Linked DNA regions of Homo sapiens: region 1 is linked to region 2. A link is an interaction called in ENCODE POLR2A ChIA-PET data of the cell type or tissue named here. Cell type or tissue: K562. All regions are shown on one strand. Each heading gives the region's core, and the rest is flanking DNA. Links, peaks and the distances in the headings are about the cores only. Region 1 overlaps APC2 (APC regulator of Wnt signaling pathway 2). Region 2 holds the start of FAM174C (family with sequence similarity 174 member C).

Region 1 (2,500 bases), core at 1-2,500, 180 kb after region 2:
GACATTTCCTGGGAATGGGGGCTCTGATCTGGTCCCTGTGCCCACAGCCCCGATCCCCATCGAGCCGCAGATCTGCCAGGCCACCTGTGCTGTTATGAAGCTGTCCTTTGATGAGGAGTACCGCCGTGCCATGAACGAGCTAGGTGAGTGTCCCAGGTCCTCTGGGAAGCCATCCTCCAGCCCCCGAACAGGTGGTGGCTCCTCGGCCGCTAAAGGGACACAGGCTGGGTCATCTGAGCTTGGGCTGGGGATTGGAGCCCGGAGAGGGACAGACTCCCTGGAGTCACATAGCACCTCTCATGAGTGGACCGTCACCCTGGGCCCTCTGTCCCCATGAGCTGCGTGTGGCCTCCCGATCTGGTCTGAGGCTTCGGGGGTGACTTTCAGCCCTAAGTTCCCTGGGGCTCAGAACAGGGAACGGACCAGAAGGGCAAAGATAGATAGAAGACAGGCCCAGAATTGGAACTGTAGGGGGTGTTTTACGTTTGAGGACATTGCAACATCTTCTCTTTGTCAATATAAAAAGTAATTGAGGCCGGGCGAGGCTGCTCATACCTGTAATCCCAGCAGTTTGGGAGGCCAAGGCAGGAGGATGACTTTAGCTCAGAAGTTCGAGACCAGGCTGGGCAAAAATAGTGAGACCCCATCACTACAAAAAAAAAATTAGTCCCAGCTACTGGGGAGGCTGAGGTGGGAGGATCTCTTGAGCCCAGGAGGTTAAAGGTGCAAGGAGCTATGATCATGCCACCACACTCCAGACTGGGCAACAGAGCCAGACCCTGTCTCAAAAAGAAAAGTCTTGCTGTAACTTTTTTTTGAGACAGAGTCTCACTCTGTTGCCCAGGCTGGAGTGCAGTGGTACAATCTCAGCTCACTGCAAACTCCACCTCCGAGTAGCTGGGATTACAGGTGCCCGCCCCCACACCTGACTAATTTTTGTATTTTTAGTAGAGACGGGGTTTCACCGTGTTGCTCAGGCTGGTCTCAAACTCCTGGCCTCGGGTGATCCGCCCACCTCGGCCTCCCAAAGTGCCGGGATTACAGGCGCGAGCCACCACGCCCGGCCACTTTACATCTTCAAACTCTGTCCCGGTGAAACATTTCCTGCTCATCCTGTCCCCAGCCCCTGGCACCCACCCCCATCCTACTTTCTGTCTCTGTGAATCTGATGGAGCTAGGGACATCCTAGGAGTGGAATCACACAGGATTTGTCATTTTATGCCTGGCGTCTCCCACTGAGCGTGACATCCTCAAGGTGCACCTACGCCATAGTCTGTTTGTTTCAGAGCCTCATTCCTTTTGAGACAGACAGGGTCTTGCTCTGTTGCCCATGCTGGAGTGCAGTGGCGCCATCTCGGCTCACTGCAACCTCTGCCTCCCGGGTTTAAGCGATTCTCCTGCCTCAGCCTCCCAAAGTGCTGGAGTTGCAGGCAGAAGGAGCCACCACACCCGGCCAAAGCCTGGCTCCCTTCTGAGGCTGCGTGACATCCCATCGTGTGCACAGGGCACGCTGGGCTGACCCACTTGTCCTCCTATGGATGCTCTAGCTGCCCCCCACTCCTGGCTCTGTGAATCGTGCTGTGGTGAACCTGGATGTACGCGTTTCAGGCTGGAAGTTTTCTGAGATATGTCCCTAACTCACTTCCCCAAAGGGTGTCTCCACTGACCCACTCCTGCTCTGAGAACAGTCACATTTGCCTCTGTTGTCTTTGAAGAGGGAGAAAAGTGTTTTGGTGACAAGTCCTCCTCTCCCTCTGACTCACAGGCGCCATCTCCCCGTTGATTTCCCCCTTTTGTAATGGGGAAGCGGGGCGAGTGAAGAGGGTGGGTGTGGCCGTCACCCATCCCTACAGCCCTGTCTGTGCTGGGGATGCTGCTCTCCATCTGATGGTCTTGGGGTGTATTATTAGAGGACTCAGGGGGCCTTCCCCGAGGCACCTATCAAACAGGGCAGGGAAGAACATTCCAGGCTGAGGGAACAACAGGTGCAGAGGCCCAGTGGCTGGAGGAAGCGTGAGCCAGGACCGAGGGCTGACAGGAGGCGGGGGTGGCAGTCACAGGGCACTGGGGGTACCCCTGTGGGTCTGGCAGCAGGGTGAGGCCATACCGGCTCCTGGAGGAGGTCTCAGACTTGGGCCTGGAAGGGGAACTTGAGGGCAGGTCTGGGGCATAGGGAGGGCCTCTGGGCAAGGGAGTGAGGTGGGGCGCTGGGCAGCAGGCAGGGTCATCCCTGCCACCCACCAACCTTGTTGGGTCCTCACAGGTGGGCTGCAGGCCGTGGCAGAGCTGCTGCAGGTTGACTATGAGATGCACAAGATGACCCGGGACCCGCTGAACCTGGCGCTGCGCCGCTACGCGGGCATGACCCTCACCAACCTCACCTTTGGGGACGTTGCCAACAAGGTGCCCGGGGGCAGTGGGTGGGCTGGCACTTTCCTCATCCAGTCTTCCAGGGACTGAGCCTCCTTCCAACTCATCCCAGCCTCGAAACAGCCCTGAG
Region 2 (4,908 bases), core at 2,409-4,908:
GGTGGTGTACACCTACAGTCCCAGTTTCTTGGGAGGCTGAGGTAGGAGGATTGCTTGAGCCCAGGAGGTGGAGGCTGCAGTGACCCCTGCACTCCAGTCTGGGTGACAGTTAGACACACTGCCCCCGACCCCAAAAAAATAAGTCCTAGGTATGAGTTTGAGATAATGAAAAATAAAAATCTGATTTTCTAATATTTCCCCTAAAAAACACATGTCATTTACATAAAATAGGAAGCGGGGAGAGGTGGTGAGAGATGACCCCTGTTGAGGATTTCATTGGTGTCTGCCACAGGCCGCCATGGCATCAGATGAAGGCAAACTTTTTGTTGGAGGGCTGAGTTTTGACACCAATGAGCAGTCGCTGGAGCAGGTCTTCTCAAAGTACGGACAGATCTCTGAAGGTGAGGCTGCTGCTGGGCCCGCGGCCCTGGGCGGGGGGGCTTGTGCTCCTCCTACCTGGAAGTACAGCTGGGTGCTGACTGCAGACCTCTCTCCCCTGCACAGTGGTGGTTGTGAAAGACAGGGAGACCCAGAGATCTCGGGGATTTGGGTTTGTCACCTTTGAGAACATTGACGACGCTAAGGATGCCATGATGGCCATGAATGGGAAGGTGAGGATCAGGGTGCTGAGCAGGAGTCCCGTCTCGAGGATGGGGCACCCACCTGCTAACCCGTCCCGCCCTCTGTCTCCAGTCTGTAGATGGACGGCAGATCCGAGTAGACCAGGCAGGCAAGTCGTCAGACAACCGATCCCGTGGGTACCGTGGTGGCTCTGCCGGGGGCCGGGGCTTCTTCCGTGGGGGCCGAGGACGGGGCCGTGGGTTCTCTAGAGGTGAGTGCCATGAGTGGGTCCCTTGGGGATGCTGTGAGGTACTGCTGGTGGGAGCTGGTACTCACTTTTTCCTGTATGTGCAGGAGGAGGGGACCGAGGCTATGGGGGGAACCGGTTCGAGTCCAGGAGTGGGGGCTACGGAGGCTCCAGAGACTACTATAGCAGGTGAGGGGGAGGCCGGCCCAAGCACAGGGGTGGTTGCGGGATGGCCAGCTTCCGTCCCGGGTCCCAGGTCCCTGGGGGAGCTGAGATGAGACTGGCTGGGCAAGGAGCAGAGGCAGGTGGGGACCCAGGCCAAGAGGAGAGGAGACTGCTCAGGACATTCGCAGAAGCGGGAGGGCCTGGGGGACAGGCTGGTGGAGATTTTGAACAATTTCCAAGATGCTGCCCTGCTGGGGTCCTTGTTGTGTCCCCAGAAGGGACGGCTGGCATGGGGGCTGGCGGCTCAGCCTGTTGTGGCAGAGCAGAAGTAGACGGGTACCTTCCGGTACTCAACGTTTGTCTGTCTTGCAGCCGGAGTCAGAGTGGTGGCTACAGTGACCGGAGCTCGGGCGGGTCCTACAGAGACAGTTATGACAGTTACGGTAAGTCACACTCCGAGGGCGCCACGCTGCTGTGGCCTGCGGTGGGAGCTCGGTTCACCTTGGTGCCCTCTCCAAGCACTTTAGGCTGGACACTCAGACCTTGTCACTGTGCTTGCCCAGAAGAGGCGCATCTGTCCTCTCAGAGCCATTTCTATCGCAGGACGCAAAAGCCAAATGAGACTGACCAAAAAGGCAAGGGAGAGCGAGGGCCCGCTGGGCAGTCAGCTAGGTGCATGTGTGGCCGCAGGCCAGCCTCCCTCGGCTGTGGGGGGTGGTTGCTCCCCGGCCGCAGGCCGCGCCCTGGTCTGGCCTCTGGGGTGAAGCTGCCTCTTGTTGCTTCGGTGCCTTTACACTGTGCCTGCTTCTTGTCCTCAGCTACACACAACGAGTAAAAACCCTTCCTGCTCAAGATCGTCCTTCCAATGGCTGTGTGTTTAAAGATTGTGGGAGCTTCGCTGAACGTTAATGTGTAGTAAATGCACCTCCTTGTATTCCCACTTTCGTAGTCATTTCGGTTCTGATCTTGTCAAACCCAGCCTGACCGCTTCTGACGCCGGGATGGCCTCGTTACTAGACTTTTCTTTTTAAGGAAGTGCTGTTTTTTTTTGAGGGTTTTCAAAACATTTTGAAAAGCATTTACTTTTTTGACCACGAGCCATGAGTTTTCAAAAAAATCGGGGGTTGTGTGGGTTTTTGGTTTTTGTTTTAGTTTTTGGTTGCGTTGCCTTTTTTTTTTTAGTGGGGTTGGCCCCATGAAGTGGGTGCCCCACTCACTTCTCTGAGATCGAACGGACTGTGAATCCGCTCTTTGTCGGAAGCTGAGCAAGCTGTGGCTTTTTTCCAACTCCGTGTGACGTTTCTGAGTGTAGTGTGGTAGGACCCCGGCGGGTGTGGCAGCAACTGCCCTGGAGCCCCAGCCCCTGCGTCCATCTGTGCTGTGCGCCCCACAGTAGACGTGCAGACGTCCCTGAGAGGTTCTTGAAGATGTTTATTTATATTGTCCTTTTTTACTGGAAGACGTACGCATACTCCATCGATGTTGTATTTGCAGTGGCTGAGGAATTCTTGTACGCAGTTTTCTTTGGCTTTACGAAGCCGATTAAAAGACCGTGTGAAATGAACCTTGCTCTGACAATTCCCTTGCATTGCACCACACACTCCTTGCTGCGGGCTCCTGCAGCCAGACCTGAGCAGAGAGAGAAGGTGGAGAAGCAGCGGGTCTGCAAGCCTTCCCTGGGGCCTGCAGAGCTAGAAAGGGAGGCCCAGCAGACTGGCGCTGGTCAGGGTAGGGGAGCCAGGCGGGGGACGGGAGCGGGCAGCTCAGGCCTCAGGGCAGCCCTGGGAGGCTTCTGGCAGTGGTGGCCAGAGGGCTGGACTGTGCGGGCAGCTTAGCAGGGACAGTGGACGTGCACCTGACGCTGACCTGGACTGCCTCAGTCTAGAAGCAGGCCAGAGAGCAGAGGCACGTGGCATCCCAGGGCGACCTCAGACGGCCAGCCGGTTAGCTAGTTCTGCTGTTGCTTCACGAGTTCTGAGCATTCTCTGCTAGCCTATGGAAGCTGCAGCCCTCGGAGGACAGAAGTGTTGTGCGCCCAACAGAACCCTCTGAGACGCAAGCTGCTCCCTTGGCTAGCTCATATGTGGAAATAGCCCTGTAATTCGAGGTAACTCCTTCCGCTCGTGTCCACATCCCTCTTGTTGAGAGCTCACTGAAAGTCATGTGCCCGGGGAATGTTCCTGTGACTGTTTTTTGTTTTTCCTTTTTTTTTTAACTTTGTTTTTGTTTTTTTCAATTAAGCTGGAACTAAAGTCAGGCCCAGCCATTACGCTCCCCACGTGCAGCCAGGTGCAGCCTGGGCCCAGTCATGCCTGGCTCATAGATGAAATCCCTTAAGCAGGATTGAAGACCAGTGAACGCCCCCGCCTTTTGGATTTTTTGCTCAATTGACCGTCTTTTCCAGACCTCTTTAAGTCACACTCTTAACTTAGCTTTCTCTGATGTCTGTTGCCGCCATTAGTTTTTTTCTAGAGCCCACACTGGCCCACATAGCTCCATCCCATACGGGTAGCTGGCTCCAGCTGCGCCAAGGTGCAGACCCGCCCTGGGCATGCTGGCCTGTGACGGAGCCTGAGGTCACAGCCCCCTGACTAGCCTGAGACCTTCCTAGGGGCTGTGGCTGTTTCCGGGGAGGCCGGGAGGGGCAGCTGTGAGCCCTGTGGAGGACGTTGGGAGTAACGCTGCTTTGCTTTGGCAGGTTGAAGGGGCCCGGCCAGGACTCGGGGAAGGGTGGCCTGAGAGCAGCGATGACCTCTGGGGTCACTGTCCCAGGAGGGACTTCACCTGGAACAAGAGCTGGAGGCAGCCGCTTGCCCAGGAGGCTTGTCCCCTGTAAGTGCTTTCGGGAAGAGTGGCATGTGGCGCTGAGCCCTGTCCCGGGCGGCACCTGGGCGTTTCAGTGAGTCCTGCTCTCCCGCACCTATGGCCCCATGGCGGGCGCCTTTCGGTGTGTGTTGGGTGCAGGGCAGCGCCTCCCGGGAGCGCCGGGTCCCCCGCCTGGAGCCCGCGCCTGTTCTCCCTCCCTTCCTCCTCCTTCCAGGAGGCGCTTCGCCAGTGAGGTGCGGGCTCAGGGCCTCGAGTCTCTCCTGGAGCACGGGCTGCGGTGCGCCGGCAGCTTACGGGGCGGCCAGTCCTTGCCCACAACGATGTGGAGCCCTGTGAAAGTCGGATTCGAATAAAGGGCCACGTGTGCACCCAGAAAGCCGAGTCTGTGGTTCAGGGGGGTCTGTCGGCGGAGCGGGGCCACTGGAAGAAAAGCCTGCGGACCTCGGTTCAGCGCACGAGTAGGACCCGACAGGGAAGACTGCAAGGGTCATTGTCCGAGCAGTGACCGCGGGGGGCTCGCCACTGAGGGGGTTCGCAGCGCGGAGACTCCAGTCTCGCGGGATCTGAGGCGCACTCGGCTTCGAGGGAGCGGCGGCCGCGCAGCCGCTGTCAGGCCCCGTCTTGGGCCGAGTCCCGGGTTCCCTGTAGCAGGCTTGGGAGCGGGGCGCCACCTTCCTGGGCCCTGGACGTGGCCGACGCGTTCTCAGTGTCCGTGAGGCCGGGGCAGGAGTGGCGGGGGTCGCCCCGAAGTGGGTGGGAATGAGCGGCCCGAGGTCCTGAAGTCGGGGTCCGCCCCGTCTCCCCGCTGCCAGCCCGATTTCCTCGGAAGCCGCGACCCCCCACGCTGGGCTGGCAGTTCTGGGCTCTGCCGGCTGCGCCTTGCCGGGACTCCCACGGGCGGGCTCCGGGCCTCCGTCCTGATCCCTTGGAGCGGTTCGACGAAGCAAGTTCCGCGGCGGGCGCGCGGGGCACTGTGGGTAGCGCCGGGGCTCACCAGGCGGAGGCGGGGCCCGGCGTCAAGCTCCGCCTCCGCGCCCCATTGGCTGGCATCACCTCCGCGCGCCTGACTGACAGCGCGCATAGGGGCGGGGCGCCGCCACCGCTTCCGC

The links. ChIA-PET counts read pairs that join two places held together with the same protein. Peaks named below come from ENCODE experiments on the same cell type or tissue, not always from the same donor. Only the 100,000 strongest peaks of a DNase experiment are listed, where the experiment ranks them.
Region 1: POLR2A ChIA-PET joins it to region 2 with 5 read pairs; 22 of 35 experiments call an interaction of 5 or more read pairs at or near these places.

Annotation. Positions count from the first base shown.
Region 1 is chr19:1,457,918-1,460,417 of GRCh38, forward strand. APC2 (APC regulator of Wnt signaling pathway 2) reads left to right here. Exons shown (of 15, transcript NM_005883.3): 10 at 48-143; 11 at 2,264-2,403. Among named protein-coding and RNA genes, the nearest start is that of APC2, 9.0 kb to the left of the region's middle. In K562, for the core only: no CTCF peak of the experiment used is centred there; no DNase peak of the experiment used is centred there.
Region 2 is chr19:1,270,636-1,275,543 of GRCh38, forward strand. CIRBP (cold inducible RNA binding protein) reads left to right here. Exons shown (of 6, transcript NM_001300829.2): 2 at 293-401; 3 at 505-611; 4 at 694-832; 5 at 916-997; 6 at 1,346-4,175. The coding sequence starts at 299. The coding sequence ends at 1,808. It overlaps FAM174C (family with sequence similarity 174 member C), which reads left to right and starts at 4,895. Exons shown (of 3, transcript NM_017914.4): 1 at 4,895-4,908. RefSeq lists silencers at 2,852-3,035, 4,402-4,626, 4,525-4,584, 4,595-4,908. In K562, for the core only: a CTCF peak has its summit at 3,607; DNase peaks (open chromatin) are centred at 3,608, 4,406 and 4,826; H3K4me3 peaks cover 2,398 bases.